Regions from separate parts of the Homo sapiens genome. Here region 2 is linked to region 1. A link is an interaction called in ENCODE POLR2A ChIA-PET data of the cell type or tissue named here. Cell type or tissue: B cell. All regions are shown on one strand. Links, peaks and the distances in the headings refer to the core of each region. The heading gives the core; the rest is flanking DNA. Region 1 has its middle 13 kb from the start of LINC02384. Region 2 overlaps RAP1B (RAP1B, member of RAS oncogene family).

Region 1 (7,751 bases), core at 1,106-3,605:
GGGTAGCTGGGACTACAGATACACACCACCACACCTGGTTAATTTTTATTTTTATTTTTATTTTTTTTGGTAGAGACGTGCTCTCAACTATGTTGCCCAGGCTGGTCTCAAACTCCTGGAATCGAGCGATCCTCCTGCCTTGGCCTCCCAAAGTACTGGGATTACAAGTATGAGCCACCATGCCTGGCCTCCACTGTTTTAATCTATTGTTTTCTTCCAAATAAGAAGACAATATTAAGTCATTATTTTTATTTTCCACTTTATTCTTTATCAGTAATATTTGCAATACTTAACTGAACATATATATACTATGTGCCAAGTAAGCACTTCACATTTAGTAATTATCTCATTTAATCCTCACTACCAGGCTATGAGGTAGGTCATATTATCACCATTTTCAGAAGAGGGAAGTGGAGGATTGAGAGGCTAAGTAATTAGTAAGGATACAGCTGGGGAACAACCCCAGATCCAACTGACATTAGCGCTCATTCTCTTGATCACTACATCTATCCAGCTCAAAATCTCTAGTCAGAATTCCAAAGTTCTGGTCCCAACGACACAACTTGCATCTTGGGAAAATCATAAAACCTTCTTGAACCATAATTTTCTCATACCTAAAGTGATATCAATTATAATTTATATTTCAAAGCATTGGGAGTATTTGATGAAAGAGCACCTAAGTGTGATCAGCTCATACTTAGTTATAAGGTATTGTTATTGTATAAATAAAAGTACATTAATTTTCTGATATATTTTTACTTCAGGAATTTAGCCATAAAAGAGAATACTGAATAATTTAAACAATGCTCATAAAGCGCCAAAAATAATTGTCTTATCTCCCTGCTGTGCAGGAATGACAAATTTTAAAGAACTACATTATTAAATCTACAGAACATTTTATAATAATACTTAACTCCCACTCATGTTTCTTTTAATTCCTCTTCTTATAAAACAGACCCAGTGCACTTTTGTAAATTTCTAGAACATAGATTTCTGACCACTCAATATTATGTCCATTTCCTTATGTGACTTTACAAAAACATAATTTTAAGTGGTACTGTCTCCCTTGTCTACCCTAATTAAGCATATTGGCAGCAGAAAGCATTCACTTTGCCTTCTCGGACATGGAGTACAGGAATGTGTGCATTTTCCCCTCTGGAATGAGTTTTGCTCTCATAACAGATGAAATACTTGTAAGATAAATTTTTAAATAAAAATAAATTATCGTCAGATTTTCTAAAGTGTGGCACGGATGTCCCAATAGCCCAAAGACAAACTCAGGGAGCCAACTTTGGCATTCCAACAGTCCTACTGACCTCCACCCGATATAAAGCTCTGTCCATAATTACAATACAGAATTACGGCTGTAAATTCCCAAGATTCCTTTGGCAATGAAGGAGCCTCTAGTTCTCTGAATATGTCAGGTGTCTCCATCCCATGTCCATTTCTGTAATAGAACATCAAAGTATTAGCTCCATGGGGACCATGAATTGTCTGTTTTGTTCATTGCTACCAGGATCTGGAACAAGTATCTAAGATTCAAACCAATTTGAGAGCACACATTAGGCGCCAGACACTTGTTCTACTCAAACCGTTGTTCAGTTTTGCAGCAGTAGGATTACGTGGGGTGCCCATGTAAGAAGGGTCCCCTTACTCACAGTATTTACCATGTCCTGGGTAACAGGCAGATTCCCAGATGAATATCTTGGTCATCATAAAGTCAATCCGACATAGCTTGCCTACAGAACATCAGCTGCTTCATCTTGGGTGTTCTGCCTGGCCTTTGTAGAGAGAGTTGAACAGTCCCCCATCTTTGGGTAATTACACCTTACAGTGGCTTTTATCCAGACCACCAGGATGCCGGTTTTCTCAAGAATAACCTCCTGTGTGTCTGGATGATGTCTCGCCATCTGCAATTGTTCCACAGTCAGCTGCAGGTCCTGTATTAACCAAACTTGCTCTTGCACTCTGCAGCATTTAAAACCAAAAAACTGCCCTTAAATTTGTCACTCTCACAATCCATTTTAGTAAAGGTTTTTTGGGAAGCTGATGACAACTGATCCACAAAATGAGACAACTCCTTCACGCCATACCATTGGCTTAAGTCGTTTTTTGGTTTTGTCTTTCCCCCATGTGGTCTACCTTCTTGGTGACCAGAGGATTTAGAGTTACTTTCTCAGCTTAAGTTTCCCCTTTAGGGGTGGTTTTGAGGCTAGTAACTGAAGCTCAGACCAACCAAAATCTGAGCCTACTCCACCATCAAAGTCCGACCCAGCACTCACACTTTTACTTTCGTTTTAGCTATTACAAATAACAATAACCAAGAGATTGTAGATTTAGGATGCTTGTTATTATTTTGCATTGTCTTACAAATCCAATTGCCAACTCCTTGGAATTAAAGTCTACCACCATTTCAAAATTCCACCAGTAACTTTTACCTTTAGTATTTTTTTTTTTTTTTTTTGTGACGGAGTTTCACTCTTGTTGCCCAGGCTGGAGTGCAGTGGCTCAATCTTGGCTCACCGCAACCTCCATCTCCTGGGTTCAAGAGATTCTCCTGCCTCAGCCTCCCGAGTAACTGGGATTACAGGCGCATACCACCATGTCCAGCTAATTTTTGTATTTTTAGTAGAGACAGGGTTTTACCATGTTGACCAGGCTGGTCTCGAACTTTCGACCTCAGGTGATGTGCCCGCCTCGGCCTCCCAAAGTGCTGGGATTACAGGCATGAGCCACCATGCCCGGCCTAACTTTTACCTTTAGTAACTGATCACAACGAGACTGCAGTTTCATACTATGGGTGACTAGGTAGCCATCTAGGGATCAAAGTTTTCCTCATTCCCGCCCTTTCATCCTTTCTCTTCCCAAACTAAATATTAGTAAGGGCTGTTCTAGCAAATCCCATGTTTTCTGACACCAAATGAGTGGGGTTTCTTTCCACCAGAAACCAAATATGTGGTGTCTTTTCCAACAATTCAATTCAATTCAATTCTGACACTGACTCCCAGAGTTAGCGCCAGATACCACAGGTTAAGGGCTCAGTCCCATAAGACTGTCCTCCCTTCAGATGCCAGCTCTCAGTGAATGCCCAGGCTACCCACATTTCTGCTAGACTGACTATAAATTCAGGGGTTCCCCTGACCCCCCCACTTAGATTCAATAATTTGCTAAAATGACTCTCAGTACCCAGAAAAATGCTTTACTTATTGTTACCAGTTTATTGTAAAAGGTACCACTCAGGAATAGCCAGATGGAAGAGATGCTTAGGGCAAGGTATGGGGGAAGGGAAGGACACAGAGATTCCATGCCCTTTCAGGGTACGCTATCCTCCCAGCACCTCAACATGCTTACCAAACCCCATCATTAGAGGTTTCTATGGATATCTTATTACATAGGTGTGATTGCAGCCATAGGTGATTAACTCAATCTCCAGCCTCTCTCCTCTCCCTGGAGGTTGGGAGGTAAGGCTAAAAAAGTTCCGGGCTTCTAAACAAGGCTTGGTCTTTCTGGGGACCAGCTCCCATCCTGAAACTATGGGCCTCCCAAAGTCACCTCATTAGAACAAAAGATGCTCTTATCACCCTCCTCACTCAGGAAATTCCAGAAGTTTTAGGAGCTCACCAAATATCTTTCTTATTGTACTACAATGACTTCACAAATTATTAACGATCCCAGCTCACTGCAACCTCTGCCTCCCAGGTTCAAGCAATTCTACTGCCTCAGCCCCCCGAGTAGCTGGGACTATAGGCATGCGCCACCATGCCTGGCTAATTTTTGTATTTTTAGTAGAGACAGAGTTTCACCATGTTGGCCAAGCTGGTCTTGAACTCCTGACCTCAAGTGATCCACCTGCCTCAGTCTCCCAAAGTGCTGGGATAACAGGTTTGAGCCACCACTCCCAGACTTGTAGTAACAATATTTAAAATCTAACTAAGAAAATTCATGTGGCTACCACTAAAACAAATAGAGGAACGCATTTCAGGCAGAAATTGATTTTCCCCCTTTTCCTGATTATTTGAGTAATACTGTCTTTTGACTTAAACCCCAATCTCTTGGTTTGTCAGTGTAGACCTGAGACTTGCTATACAACAAAGGAGACATAAAATGCACATGTCCATATTTTTATACATTTAAAGTTCTGGAAGTTGACTAAAACCTAGAGCATATACACTTAAAATTCTGTAAATTGACTAAAACCTAGAGCAGTGTAGTGCAATGATCAAGAGCATGTCATGCTGGCATCAGACTACCAGAGGGCCTATCCTGGCTTAACTTTGTGCTTCAGTTTTCTCATCCGGCAAATGGGGATGATGACAGTAACAGTACTTCATCCTTGGGTTTTTAGTAATACATAAACAGCACTGAAAACAGTAGTAGACCCATAGTGTGTAGTTATTTACTAATTATCTATAATTAAGTTATTTGCCATGTCACCTAATGATTTGCTATGTTTCCCCTGGTTGCTGCAGCAAAAACTTCTGATTTATAAGCATTAAAGGATCAGTTCCCTTAACGCTGAACTGTGGGGAATTGGTGGGCTCTGCCTTCCAGCAGCACTCTGCAGATGAATTACTCTGCAACTCTCATAACTCTAGGGACATGCTCACCACATATTTTTAAGATGATTTTTATCTTTAATTTTTGCTTACAAATAATTCATCTGTTATGAGAAAAATAACAAGCTCCAAAGGGAAAAATGCAGACACAAGTCTGTTCCCATTCTGCCTTGAGTCAAAGAATAAGAATTATCTACCAGCAATAAATGTAATGAGAAACAATCTGCAAGTTGTAATTTTAAGTTAGACTATAAATTGAGTTCTAGCTCTGTCCACTGTGTTCTTGTAAAATCCAAGTTAAGGCCAGGCGCTGTGGCTTATGCCTGTAATCCCAGTACTTTGGGAGGCCGAGGCAGGCGGATCACTTGAGGTCAGGAGTTTGACACCAGCCTGGCCAACATAGTGAAACCCTGTCTCTACTAAAAATACAAAAATTAGCTGAGCATGGTGGTACTCGCCTCCTAGCTACTTGGAGAGCTGAGCTGGGAGAATTGCTTAAACCCAGGAGGCGGAGGCTGCAGTGAGCCAAGATCGTGCCACTGCACTCCAACCTGAGCGACAGAGTGAGACTCCATCTCAATAAATAAATAAATAATAAGAAAATTTCAAGTTAAATATAGTCTCATTACCCTGTCATATTATTTGGGACTCTTTGTGATGCAAATGACTGAAATCCAACTAAAACTAGCTTAAGCAAAAAGAAAAGGGGGAGGGAAGAAGGGTAAGTTACTGGCTCTTGCACATTGGAAGCCAAAGGGCATTCTGGCTTTGGCTGGGGTATTGTCATCTGTTCTCTGTCTTCAAGCTCTGCTTCCCTCTGTTGAGCTGGCTTTATTCTCCAAGAATGAGGATTTGTCTCTTATCAAAAGGAAGGATAACAAAGAAAAGGCATGTTGAGAAGCTCAAGGCAATGCTACTACAGTAGATAAAACCCTGAATTATACATGACTGCTAATGTATAAATGAGTTATAGACCCATTTCCTATCCTTAATAAAACCAAATTCTACCCATTATTCAGAGCCCAGGAAAATTGCTACCTCTGCCACGAAGCCTTCTCTAATAACCTCAGCCTCTTTGTGATTGCTACTTCATCAAAAGACTGATGTGTTTATTTTCTACGTGGTTTATTTTCCAAAATAGCACACATTTCTTTGTATTATTACCTTTAAATGTATAAAAATATGGACAAGTACATTTTATATCTCTAAATAAATTCTTTTTTACAACTACCTTTATTTTTTTGTATTACTAAAGTTACACATACTTCAGGCTATCCATGGCAGATTGAACACTCATATTTATTGTAGCGTTTTCCCAATCTCCCCTACCCTCTGCCCGAATTGCGGTAAAAGACCTTGTTAAAGGTATAGGTACACACAAGGACAAAGAAGAAGCAAAAACAAGAAAATATCAGAAGCTGAAGTGTTGGTGATAACTGATTTAGCAAAGCCAAGGAAGCTGAAACAGCTTTGGGAGGAGCTTAGAAGATGGCTGACCTGTGCTATAGAACTCCAGAAAGACTCGGGAATGAGAGGTCCCAGATATCTCTAGAAAGCAGAGGGTTATTTGAGTGTCCATGTAAGAGCAGTTTGTCCACCAGCCAGAACTCTTTGCTACCCAATGGAGCAAAGTAACTGCCCTTCCTCAGCCCAGCAGAAAACAAAGTTTCCTCCTTGAGGAGATGAAACAGGGAGATCCAGGCATCAAGATCACCAGGCCTAGTTGGGGTCAAGGGCATACTACCAAGATCAAGGACACCAGGCTCAGCTGGGTTTGGGGAGTGGTCATTACATAGTAATCCATGCAACTCCAAATCTAACAACAGCAAAATGACATTACAACTTACATTTATTGAACATTCATTGTGTACTAGCCACTGTGCTGAGAATTTTCAGTACAGTACCTCACAACTAATTCTCAAATAAATCTGATGAGGTAAGTACTATTTTCTTGCCACTTTAAAAGGTAAGTAAATCAAGTCTTTCACGGTTAAGAAATTGGCCAAAGAACCCACAACTAATCAGTGGCAAAGCCCAGCTTCGGACCCTGAATACTATATCAGTGATACTATATCACTCCCATTTATCAATTAATTTGTTCATTTATTCGTTCAACAAACATTTTCTATGTGGCAGATACTGCTTCATTAAGGTTTATAAAGATGAATATAATATATGAGTTTCTATCCCCAAGAAGCTCTCAGTATGAAGAGGCAACAAATTAATAAACAAATGTCACTGGTACATTGAATAAGTAGGTCTCCAAACTAGGGTTGGGGTTTGGCAGGTAGAAACTCTAGTCTTTCTCTCTGCTAGTTGTCTAATCCCATTCTGTGAACTTCCCTACACGGAAAGTGGAAGAAATCTTGGGCAGCTTCCATAAACTCTTTTGAATACTCTTAGTGCAAAGTCCTTGTATCTGTTAGTCACAAGAACAGTAAGATTTCAGTTCAGTTTAATAATTTAATTGTCACTCAAAGTTAAAGTTTCTCAGCTCCCTGACTTGGGCTGCCTCAGGCTGGAGAGAAGGCAATGGGAAACAAGGGCCGTGGTCAGTTTCTCCTCTATATCCTTCCCCTGTGCGTCTCTTCTCCTCTGTTCCCCACAACCCACCACACTGTGGCTCTTCCAGGGCTGGAGCTGGGAAAGACAGAGAGAAACAGCAAGAGGTTTCTTCCTGTCAAGCACTCTTGCGAGCATTGGTGCTCTCTGGCCTCAGAGGATGTTGGAGCTGACCCTTCCTATCATGGGTGCTTTTGTGGGATCCACAGAGGTACGCCCACTGGAGTCTTCTCAAAAGCCCCTTGATGTGGGCAATGCCTGTCTTCTGGCTTCTCATTCCTCTCTGTGGCCCTAGCCATCCACATTCATACCTACTCTACTGAAGTCACAGTTCCCTGTCTTCTGGCTGTCCTCTTGGGCAGGGTCCAAAAATAGCTCCAGGCTGTTCTGTGTTGGTGAGTCCATGTCTGGTCAATGAGAAACACTCATGCAGTCTTGCCAGCTTTTATGAATGAAAGTGCAGCTTATTCCCAGCGAAGGTCTGTCTCCCTGTGCTCTGCCATCAGACAGGTGGCTCCAGCCCCAGTCTTTTTACCTCAATATTCTCAGGCACAGAACTGAAGCCCTCACACCCCATGAGACTTCTGTTTTTCTCTTGAATGCTCCTGCTGAAGCCCTCTTGCTTGACTCAAG
Region 2 (10,219 bases), core at 3,737-6,236, 180 kb after region 1:
GAGGAAATGAGACACAGTTTAAAATAACGAGACCAAAGCCACTCAAGTAGAACTGATTCCAACCCAGACAATGGGATCTAAAGCCTATACTGAGTCAGTATGCATCCCTGTAGATTTTACTGCTAGTTCAGATGACAGGGAAAAAAGGACATTTTTTTAAGTCACATCTAGAGAATTGGGAGCAGGGAGGAGTTCTACACAAATACAGCCTATTTGGAAAGATCTGATAGAAACTAATAAGGTGATCTTGAGCCTATATTATTATTTTTTTTTTTACCTGTTTTTGAATTGTTGGTCTCTCCTTTTTTAAAAAATCACTTAACTATTTTGCTTATCTCTTGACTCGGCTGAGAAATCTATTAAACTGGTTCTTCTGCATTTGTCAGATTGTTGATAAATTGTTACCCTCTATTCTGTATTCTACCATACATGATCAAATACTGAACTGAAAAGGTAACTATAGAAATAAAGCTGGAAAAGCTAACCTTACGTTGCATGTCAAATTATATGTTGTTGAATATTTCAGGGAGAAAGTTGGTGTGATTAATTGAAAAAACTTGATTTACTAGCAGTATTAATCCATGAAAAGGGCAAGGGAATTTTTTTCTTTCTTGAGGTATTATAAATATGATCAGAATAGAGAAAATGCTATACACAGTTTGATAATCTACAAATTTTGCACTTTCTAGATTTAGAAATCTTGTTCACAGGAGATCTTTCTTGGCAGAATGAGTAAGATTGGAAACATTTTCCATGTGTCCTCATTATGAGAGAGGCAGACAACTCAAAGTAAATATGATAAGCAGTCTTCATTTTAGCAGCTTTCTATTTATTTTATAGTTCCTTGTTAGAAGTTTTATTTTTAAAAGAGGGTAGGAGAGGCAGTGTTTGGGCCCCTTATTTTTTCCTTCAAAAAGAATTTTTAAAGTCTGTCATTGTGTTAAACAGATTCATAACAGGTCCTTCTGACAGTTGAATTAGTTGATTTTATTTGGGAATGAGAAAAGGACACAGTTACCCTCTTTAGCTGTTAAAGTATTACTTTTGGAGTTGGAGATGGAAAGGAGAAATCAAGTATCTTCTCTTCCAGAAAGTGCAGTGGGAGAAGTAATGTTACCTGACTTCAGGAACCAGTATTTAAGGCCTCTTTTTTTGAGACAGAGTCACTCTGTCACCCAGGCTGGAGTGCAGTGGTGCGATCTCGGCTCACTGCAACCTCCGCCTCCTGGGTACAAGCAATTCTCCTGCCTTAGCCTCCCTAATAGCTGGGATTACAGGCGCCCGCCACCTCACCCAGCCAATTTTTGTATTTTGGTAGAGACGGGGTTTCACCATATTGGCCAGGCTGGTCTCGAACTCCTGACCTCAAGCAATCCACCCGCCTCGGCCTCCCAAAGTGCTGGGATTACAGGCATGAGCCAGCGTGCCTGGCCTACTTAGGCCTGTTTTTATAATTTAGGGTCACAGAATTTCAAACTGGGGTTAGGGGGTGAGTGTAGTAGTTAAACAACTTGAGATTGGAGAACTGCTTTTGCAAAATTTCCATTTTGGTTATACCCATGAAATTTTTTTTTTGTTACGAAGTCTTGCTCTGTAGCCCAGGCTTGAGTGCAGTGGCAAAATCTCTACTTACTGCAAATTCCGCCTCCTGGATTCAAGCGATTCTCCTGCCTCAGCTTCCTGAGTATCTGGGACTACAAGCGCCCGCCACCACATTCGAGTATTTTTTTTTTTTGTATTTTTAGTAGAGATGGGGCTTCACCATATTGGCCAGGCTGGTCGCAAACTCCTGACCTCAAGTGATCTGCCCGCCTTGGCCTCCCAAAGTCCTGGTATTACAGGCATGAGCCATGACAGTCAGCTATTTTTTTTGGCATATTTTAAGGGACAGAAATTATGCTTTTTAAATGTTGCTTATTGCTTTTCAAGGATTTGATTCTTATAAGCTACTTCTTCATTTATTAATGAGATTTAAGAAAGAAATCAGGTTACAAAGTTATGAGCAATTGTCTCTGGAACCCAGAAGTTGGTTTTAACACTAGAGTTTCTGCTGCAGGGCATTTTTACTGGACTGTGATTCCTAGAAGGCAAGTATAAGCACTGTTTTTTTGTTGTTTGTTTGTTTTAGAAACAAGTTCTTGCGTCACCCATGATAGAGTGCAGTAATGCAGTCATAGCTCACTGTAACCTCCAATTCGTGGGCTTAAGTGATCCTCCTACCTCATTCTTTTGAGCAGCTGGGACTCTAGGCATGTACCACCACACCCAGCTACTTTATAAATTTTTTGTAGAAGTGTGGTTTTGCTGTGTTGTCCAGAATAGTCTTGAGCAGTCTTCCCACCTCAGCCTCCCAAAATGCTGGGATTGTACAGGTAGGTGTGAGCCACCATGCCTATCCCTGCTGTTTTTTTTTGAGACGGAGTCTCTGTTCAAGCAATTCTCCTGCCTCAGCCTCCGGAGTAGCTGGGATTACAGGTGTGCACCATCATGCCCAGCTAATTTTTGTATTTTTAGTAGCGATGGGGTTTCACCATGTTGGCCAGGCTCATCTCGAACTCCTGACCTCAGGTGATCCACCCACCTCAGCCTCCCAATGTGCTGAGATTCCAGGCATGAGCCACCACACCCGGCCTGTCCCTACTTTTTTTAATGCCAAGATTTGTGTATTTCATCTTCAGTTGGGATTCATGGCATCTGTCAATAATTGATGTGAACTTAAATGGCAATTTACCTATAAAAAGATAACTTACTACTCTTCTTTTAAAAGTCTATATACTTCTGTCATTTGCTGGAAATGAATTATTAGTCTTTATTCAGCAAACATTTATAGACCAAATAGTGGGTACCAAAATAAGTACTACCCTGCAGCTGCTTGATGATGGTAATAACTAACATGTAAATCTTTAATAAACAGTGTACATTCTTAATCTGTCCATCAACTCGGTACAGTCAGTATTGTTGTCCGTATTTCACAGATTAAGACACCAGCCTAGAGGCCGAGTGCAGTGGCTCACGCCTGTAATCCCAGCACTTTGGGAGGCCCAGGCGGGTGGATCACCTTAGGTCAGGAGTTTAGGATAAGCCTGGCCATCATGGTGAAACCCCACCTCTACTAAAAATATAAAATTAGCCAGGTGTGGTGGCACGCACCTGTAATCCCAGCTGCTCGGGAGGCTGAGAGAGGAGAATCAGTTGAACCAGGGAGGCTGAGGTTGCAGTGAGCTGAGATCACACACCACTGCACTCCAGCCTGGGTGACAAGAGTAAAACTCCATCTCAAAAAAAAAAAAAAAAAAAAAAAAAAAAACAAGATGCCAGCCTAGAAATAAATGACCACCCCCCTGGTAAATTACGTAGCTAGTTTTGGTCTCCTTATTTCCAGATTTCATGTTTTATCACCCTGAGCTCCAAAGATGATACAGTATTTACTTTTAAGTGTATAAGGAAAAACTGAGTTTGGGCCTCAAACCAGCCCCAGGATTTCTTTATTTACCAATTATGAACTAGCCTCACTCAGTTCAGGAAGTCTCTTAAAATGTCAGTTATTTGGTTTCATCTTCTTAAAATGTAGAATTGCTTTATGTTATTTAAATATGGGTCCTTTTTTTTAATGAGTTAATTTGTTTGCTTTTCAAGATAATTTTGGATTCAAAGTTTTTAAGGTAACCTGGGATGCAAATTTTGCTAACTGGATTAATACAAATTTAAGTTTTTAAAATTCCATTGTTCAACTGTGTTTTATCCTGGATAGGATTAAAGCAGTCTTTAAAGGTAATCTGTTGTTGGCTTTAATGTTTTATAGTACAGTCTGGTGACACTTGGCTCACTAGTCCACATTTTTTGTATATTTGGTATATAGATTTTTTCCTTGGTAGTCACTTGTTTTTAACTTCTTTTTATATTTTACTTCCCAGTCTTAATCTCTGTAACCAATTTGTATAATCCCTTATACAGTTAGTCTCTTTATTTGTGGTATTATTTGAAGAGAAGTGTGTTTCCTGAGAGAGGATGTCATGTCCGTGCCCTAATTTTTAGTTACATGGCTTTTATTTGCATAAATAGCATGCGAGAAGGTAAAGGAAAATGTGGTTGCATCTTGTCCTGGTTGAGTGCCCACTAGTCTTAATGGATTTTCCCAGTTGTGCATACTTTAGGAGTAAGGATGTTGTCTTACGTTTATTTTCACTCCTTTTTAAAATGTGTATTGTTTTTGAAAGATAATGACTCCAAAATATCTATAATATCAAACAACCATTATGAAGTTAGAGAAATAATATTTAGATTATATTAAATTTTATTACCAGTGCAATTTATTTTTTTATAGTAATTAAGGAATCTAACTTTTTTTTGTTTTTTGAGACAGAGTCTCACTCTGTATGCCTAAGCTGGAGTGCAGTGGCGCAATCTTGGCTCACTGCAGCCTCGGCCTTCCAGGTTCAAATGATTCTCCTGCCTCAGCCTCCTGAGCACCTGGGATTACAGGCATGCACCACCAAACCCGACTGATTTTTGTATTTTTTAGTATAGACGGGGTTTCACCATGTTGGCCAGCTAGTGTCGAATTCCTCACTTCAAGTGATCTGCCTGCCTCGGCCCCGCAAAGTGCTGGGATTACAGACATGAGTCACCACGCCCAACCTAAGATGCTTTTAAAATTCCATTTATGTTTAATTCTTCAAAGTCTGGTACATGTAACATTATTATAACAAAACATTTTATAATTGAAAGGGACTTTAGGGATCTAGTCGAGAAGTCAAAAACTGCTGGACCAGGGTTCAGAGCTCTTATCTCTCAAATTGATTTTGTTGGTTTATACAATATTCATAATTTTTAGAATTCAAATGACTTTACCCGTAAAGCATTCACTCCCTACTTGACCACAGTCTATGTTATTACCTAATAAGACCTTAACTGCTTCAAGCGTTTACATGGTTACCTGGCTGATGTAAGTCATCTGAGTGTTCAGTATTTCCCCTTTCCCTCATTCCATCTTTTTGTAGACAAGGAATCTGGAAACCAAGAATTAAGTGATTTATCTCAAAATATACGACTTTTTAAATAGAGCTTCTTAAATTCAAAGTTAATGTTACTTTCTACAGCTTGTTGTCTCCTTAGAAAATAGTACAAGGTAATACGTAATCAAGTCCTAAAGTATTTGGTATAACTTGTCATGAAGGAGAATGATCACTGTGGGCTGAGTTAGTGCAAGAATGCTTCAGAGACATTTCCTTGACACTAACCTCCTAAGAACTGCATCTTGAGATATGCTGCCCTGATCTGTGTTGTTTTTGCTACACAGCTGAGGAAAAGAGGTACATATCCTCCTCTAAAGAGCTGGCACAGGAACTCACCAAAGGGCATTTTGTACATATTGAAAAACAGCACCTCATAAGACCAACTACATTTAGACTTCTCCAGAAATCCCATTTATGCCCCTTTTTGCAGAGGAAGGGGCTGGATTGACTCCCAAATCCAAATTTAACTTCAGCCACAAACTAATTAGCATGTCACCCCACCAAAGATTTTTTTTTTTTTTTGGGAGACTGAGTCCTGCTCTGTGCTAGGCTGGAGTGCAGTGGCACAATCTCAGCTCACTGTAGCCTCTGCCTCCTGGGTTCAAGCGATTCTCCTGCCTCAGCCTCCTGAGTAGCTGGGATTACAGGCATGCACCACCACAACCGGCTAATTTTTGTATTTTTAGTAGAGATGGGGTTTCACCATGTTGGTCAGGATGGTCTCCATCTCCTGACCTCGTGATCCACCCACCTCAGCCTCCCAGAGTGCTGGGATTACAGGCATGAGCCACCATGCCCGGCCCAAAGATGATTTTTTAAATGCTCAACAGGACAAAGCCTAATGGTAGTCTTTTGTTAAAAACAAAATTTAATATCAATCCATTGACAGGACTCTTTGTGTACTGAGCTATATAGTAATTTCACCTTAATAGAAGTTCTTCATAACCACCCCATATAAAACCATCCATTCTTATCTCTTTTTTTTTTCTCCATACTGCTTATCACAGCTGACACTTTATACTGACTTTGTTTCCCCCTCTATACCCTTTACTCCAGATTATAAATTCTGAGGACAGGGTCTTTCTTTCACTGCTTTATATTCCCACTGCCTAGAATAGTGCCTAACATATATTAGGTACTCATTATATATTTATTGATGTCAAATATTGATTGCTGTATTATAGTAGTGTTAATGGAAGGTGTCATTTCTTAGATTTTCTTTTCTGACCAGCACAGTTCTTGGGTTGATGGAGTATGTCCTCAATAAATCTCAGCATCAAATAAACAAGAATTTTCTTTTTAATACATAAATTTGTCATTTTGTTACGCTTTTTAGTTTCCTCAGTGATTTTTTAGAATAATTCTTGTTCATAATTTGGATCAGTAATATCTACAGTTGAATCTTAGGAAGAATGTTATAGGCAATCCAGAATGTTGGATAATTAAATCAGTTATTTGCATTTTGATGTGTAATATAGTGAACACATTTAGACAAAAAAAAAGCTACCCCATAAGACCAGTTTTTATTTTCTTTGATTCATGTCTTCAGGATTTTCTGTTAACTCAGAATTATTATAGCATTCATTATTGTTTTGTGAAAATACTAGTTAATAATCTCCGGTTAATGAAATAATTATCTTAGATAAATTTACTGAACTTAATGTAGAATATGTTTTTTGTTTCGTTTTGTTTTTGAGACAGGGTCTCACTTGTCACCCAGGCTGGAGTGCAGTGGCACAAACATGGGTCACTGCAGCCTCGACTCCTGGGCTCGAGTGATGCTCCCACCTCAGCCTCTCAAGTAGCTGGGACTACAGGTGTGTGCCACTACACTTGGCTAATTTTCATATTTTTTGTAGAGACGGGGTTTCACCATGTTGCCCGGGCTGGTCTTGAACTCCTCCTGAGTTAAAGCAGTCTGCTTGTCTCTGTCTGCCAGAGTGCTGGCATTATAGGCATGAGCCACCACCCCCTTCTTCCACTTTCATTTCAAACAGTTATGAAGCAGCCACTGAAACCGGACTCTCGACAATGCCAAAGGAGGTTTTGTTTTCTTGTCTTTCCATGTCTTTGCTGTGGTTTGCTCTGAAACTAGAATTAAACAGCTTTTTAAATTGATAAAAAAGAACCAATGCAAATAAAACTACGGTCTGTAGAGTAAATGGAAAAAGTTGTAGAAGTAATAATAAACTACTTTTAAACAAATGAGTAAGGTAGTAGATATTTTGCAAGAAGTAAATAGCCAAGTGTAAAAGCTGTCAGTTACTTTCATCAATCAGGTTAGTTGCAGTCACGCAAATTTTAGGTGATTATATAAGGAACTCAAATTAGGAATCTTTAAATGTAAATGACCTAATACTAAAAACTACCCAAAAAATATATTCAAAGATAAATAGAAGAAATACTTATGCATTTGAAAAAATCGATGCATTCCACAGTTCCTCTGAATCAAAGGTAAAAAAAAAAAACAGTGTAGAAAATACTTTGAACAGTAGTGGAATTTTTAGTATTTTGATAGCTTTCTTTAGAAATTTAATTGATTTTCTTCATCTGTAATCTTAGATTGTGTTGGAGAGGCAGTGTGAATCATGCATAAAGTTTATAATTGTGTATGTGCCTACATGATGTAGAAATTGCACCTTTTGGCTGATGAAGTATCGTATAGTTGCACTGTTGATAACATTAAGTTCATTTCGCATATATGCTACAGTCTTTTCTGTTTAACGCGTTGAGTAAAATGAAGATCCAGGAGTCCCTCATTAGTTGGTATAATTGGTTAATTCATAGACTAAAGATGAATACAAATGTACTACATTTGCAGATTAACTCATACATAGGCATATTATTGTTAACTAGCAATTCTTAACTGTACAGATAGTTTCAAACTGCATCCAGTTTTTACAAATAAATGCTCTTGTTTATAAGGAATACCATAAAGAGAGCACATGTAAATGAAGAAAATCTTGTCACTTATACTGGAAATTCAAGCGAGAATGATATTAAAAAAAAAGTTGTTAAAGGCAACACAAGAAGTTAAATGAAACTGAGTTAGCAATGAGAGATATTGGCTAATTTACTGTGCCTAAAATTATGGTGCTATTGGTCTACTGTATAATTATTATTTTTAATGTCCAGAATGTGTAATACAAGGGCCAGAACTTCCTCCTGGACTCAATTTTATAAATTCTCGATTAGTTGGTGAGGCCAATAAGGATACTTTTTCTCGTCTAATTTGGTTTCTGGGAAAGCTTCGTTCAAGTCCTCAGTGGTCATCTGATCAAATGGAATTAAGTTCTTCATCTTCTCCATCTGTTTCTCATATTCTACAATCCTGGCCTTTGAGAGAGACACCCACTCAGCACAAGATTTCACATCTTTTTCTTCGGCATCCACCTGCGCAGTATATTTATCCTCTGGCACGGGAACCTTCAGGGCATTAAACTTCTTAAAGTCATCCACCAAACCGGCCTTGGCCACGTTGGCCTTGTAGTAAGCCCAGTCGATAACCGGTGGATTCTCAGGTAAAGCAGCCAACCTGGAGGTGAGGGTCTCATTCCAGGATTTCAGGAAACTAGCAATGGCCTTTTGGTTCTGGGGTATGATCTCTGCAAAAGCTACTCAGTCAGTGGTTTTTAGAGCAAGTTTTCGCCCAGCCATGTTGGGATTCTTCACCGACCCTGGCTGCCCACGGTCCACTGCAGCCGCCTTTAACTTCTTGAAGGTTGTTCATCTTAAAATTTCTTTCAGAGTTTTTCTGTTGATTATAGTTTTTGTTTTTCTTCCAAAATCTCTTCACTTTAAATGGTAGTACATGGCAGTAATACCTTCTAATAGTCAGAACTCTTAATAATTTATAATATCAGGTATTCTAGTATTACTTCCTATCCTCTTTTTGACTTAATCCTTATTTTCTACTGATGTACAAGTAGTTAAAAATGAGCAAGCTTCTCAGAATGTAATCATTTACTTGTGGCACACCAGTTAAAGTACTAACTTAAGTCCTTTGCTACCATATTTATCTTTTCATTCTAGATAAATTTTTTGCTTGCTAATTGTAAATATTGCATTGATATAAGATAGGTATTTAAAATGTCAGTATTTACATTGAGTATTTCTTTTTCTATAAAGCACTTAAAATATATTTAATGTTGTAATTTTCAGTAGTTAAGCATCTCTTAGTCCTTTTTGAGAAGTGTTTTCTGAGAAGTAATTAAGACTTAAAGAATAGAATTAAACTTTAATTGATTCTTTTATGCTTACCTGTTTGTTTCTTTAAAAAGGTACCCTCACCATTAGTTTATTAATCCAGTACTTTTCCAACATCAATATTTTATAGTTACTCTATGAGTTGAGTGGCTAAACTTGGTATTTTTGAGTTTTCTAAAGTCTACTTCTTAAAAATGCCAGTAATTATCAGCATTCTTATAATAATATTGGGGTAGTTATAGAACAACTTCACAATTCCTCTGTTAACTTCAGTTTTTGTTTCATTTGTTTTATAATTTTTTCTATTTATTAACAATAGAACTGTCAGGAAAAAAAATAAGCAAAAGGAAAAGAAAATTCCCTATCCCCCCACCTTGTCATGTATTTTTTTTCTTTTTTTTATTCCAGGGAATTGAAATTCATTTTCTATTATAATCTCAAGATTTTTTCCGTACTCTTGAGGTAATGTAATAATGAGATTCCTCCTAGGCTGTCAAAATTACAGTCTGCATAACTTGAGGTACAATAGATTTCATTAAGACTTCTGTGATTAATATTAGCGGTCAGAGACAATGCCAATATTACAGGATTTTTGTTTAGTAATGTGTTTTTTAAATACTTAAAAGAGGGCTATTTCCCAGTCATTATCTCTGAACATTTTTAAATGATTCAAAATACTGATGTATGCACAGGTTTTTGCTTTTTTATATTGACATGGAGGGTTCTTACATGTTTTTGAGCTAGTAGATTAAAGAGTGGAACAGTGGGCCGGGCACGGTGGCTCACGCCTGTAATCCCAGCACTTTGGGAGGCCAAGGCGGGCGGATCAGGAGATTGAGACCAATCTGGCTAACGCGGTGAAACCCCGTCTCTACTAAAAAAATACAAAAAATTAGCTGGGCGTGATGGTGGGCACCTGTAGTCCCAGCTACTCAGGAGGCTGAGGCAGGAGAATGGCATGAACCTGGGAGGCGGAGGTTGCAGTGAGTCGAGATGGC

Evidence for each region. Peaks named below come from ENCODE experiments on the same cell type or tissue, not always from the same donor. Only the 100,000 strongest peaks of a DNase experiment are listed, where the experiment ranks them.
Region 2: POLR2A ChIA-PET joins it to region 1 with 9 read pairs; 4 of 35 experiments call an interaction of 5 or more read pairs at or near these places.

Annotation. Positions count from the first base shown.
Region 1 is chr12:68,460,758-68,468,508 of GRCh38, forward strand. No RefSeq gene overlaps it. Among named protein-coding and RNA genes, the nearest start is that of LINC02384, 13 kb to the left of the region's middle. In B cell, for the core only: no CTCF peak of the experiment used is centred there; no DNase peak of the experiment used is centred there; H3K4me3 peaks cover 718 bases.
Region 2 is chr12:68,634,322-68,644,540 of GRCh38, forward strand. All of the region lies in intron 1 of RAP1B (RAP1B, member of RAS oncogene family), which reads left to right. It also overlaps the pseudogene ATP5PDP4. Among named protein-coding and RNA genes, the nearest start is that of SNORA70G, 12 kb to the left of the region's middle. RefSeq lists enhancers at 2,131-2,250, 6,835-6,964. In B cell, for the core only: no CTCF peak of the experiment used is centred there; no DNase peak of the experiment used is centred there; H3K4me3 peaks cover 405 bases; H3K27ac peaks cover 2,219 bases.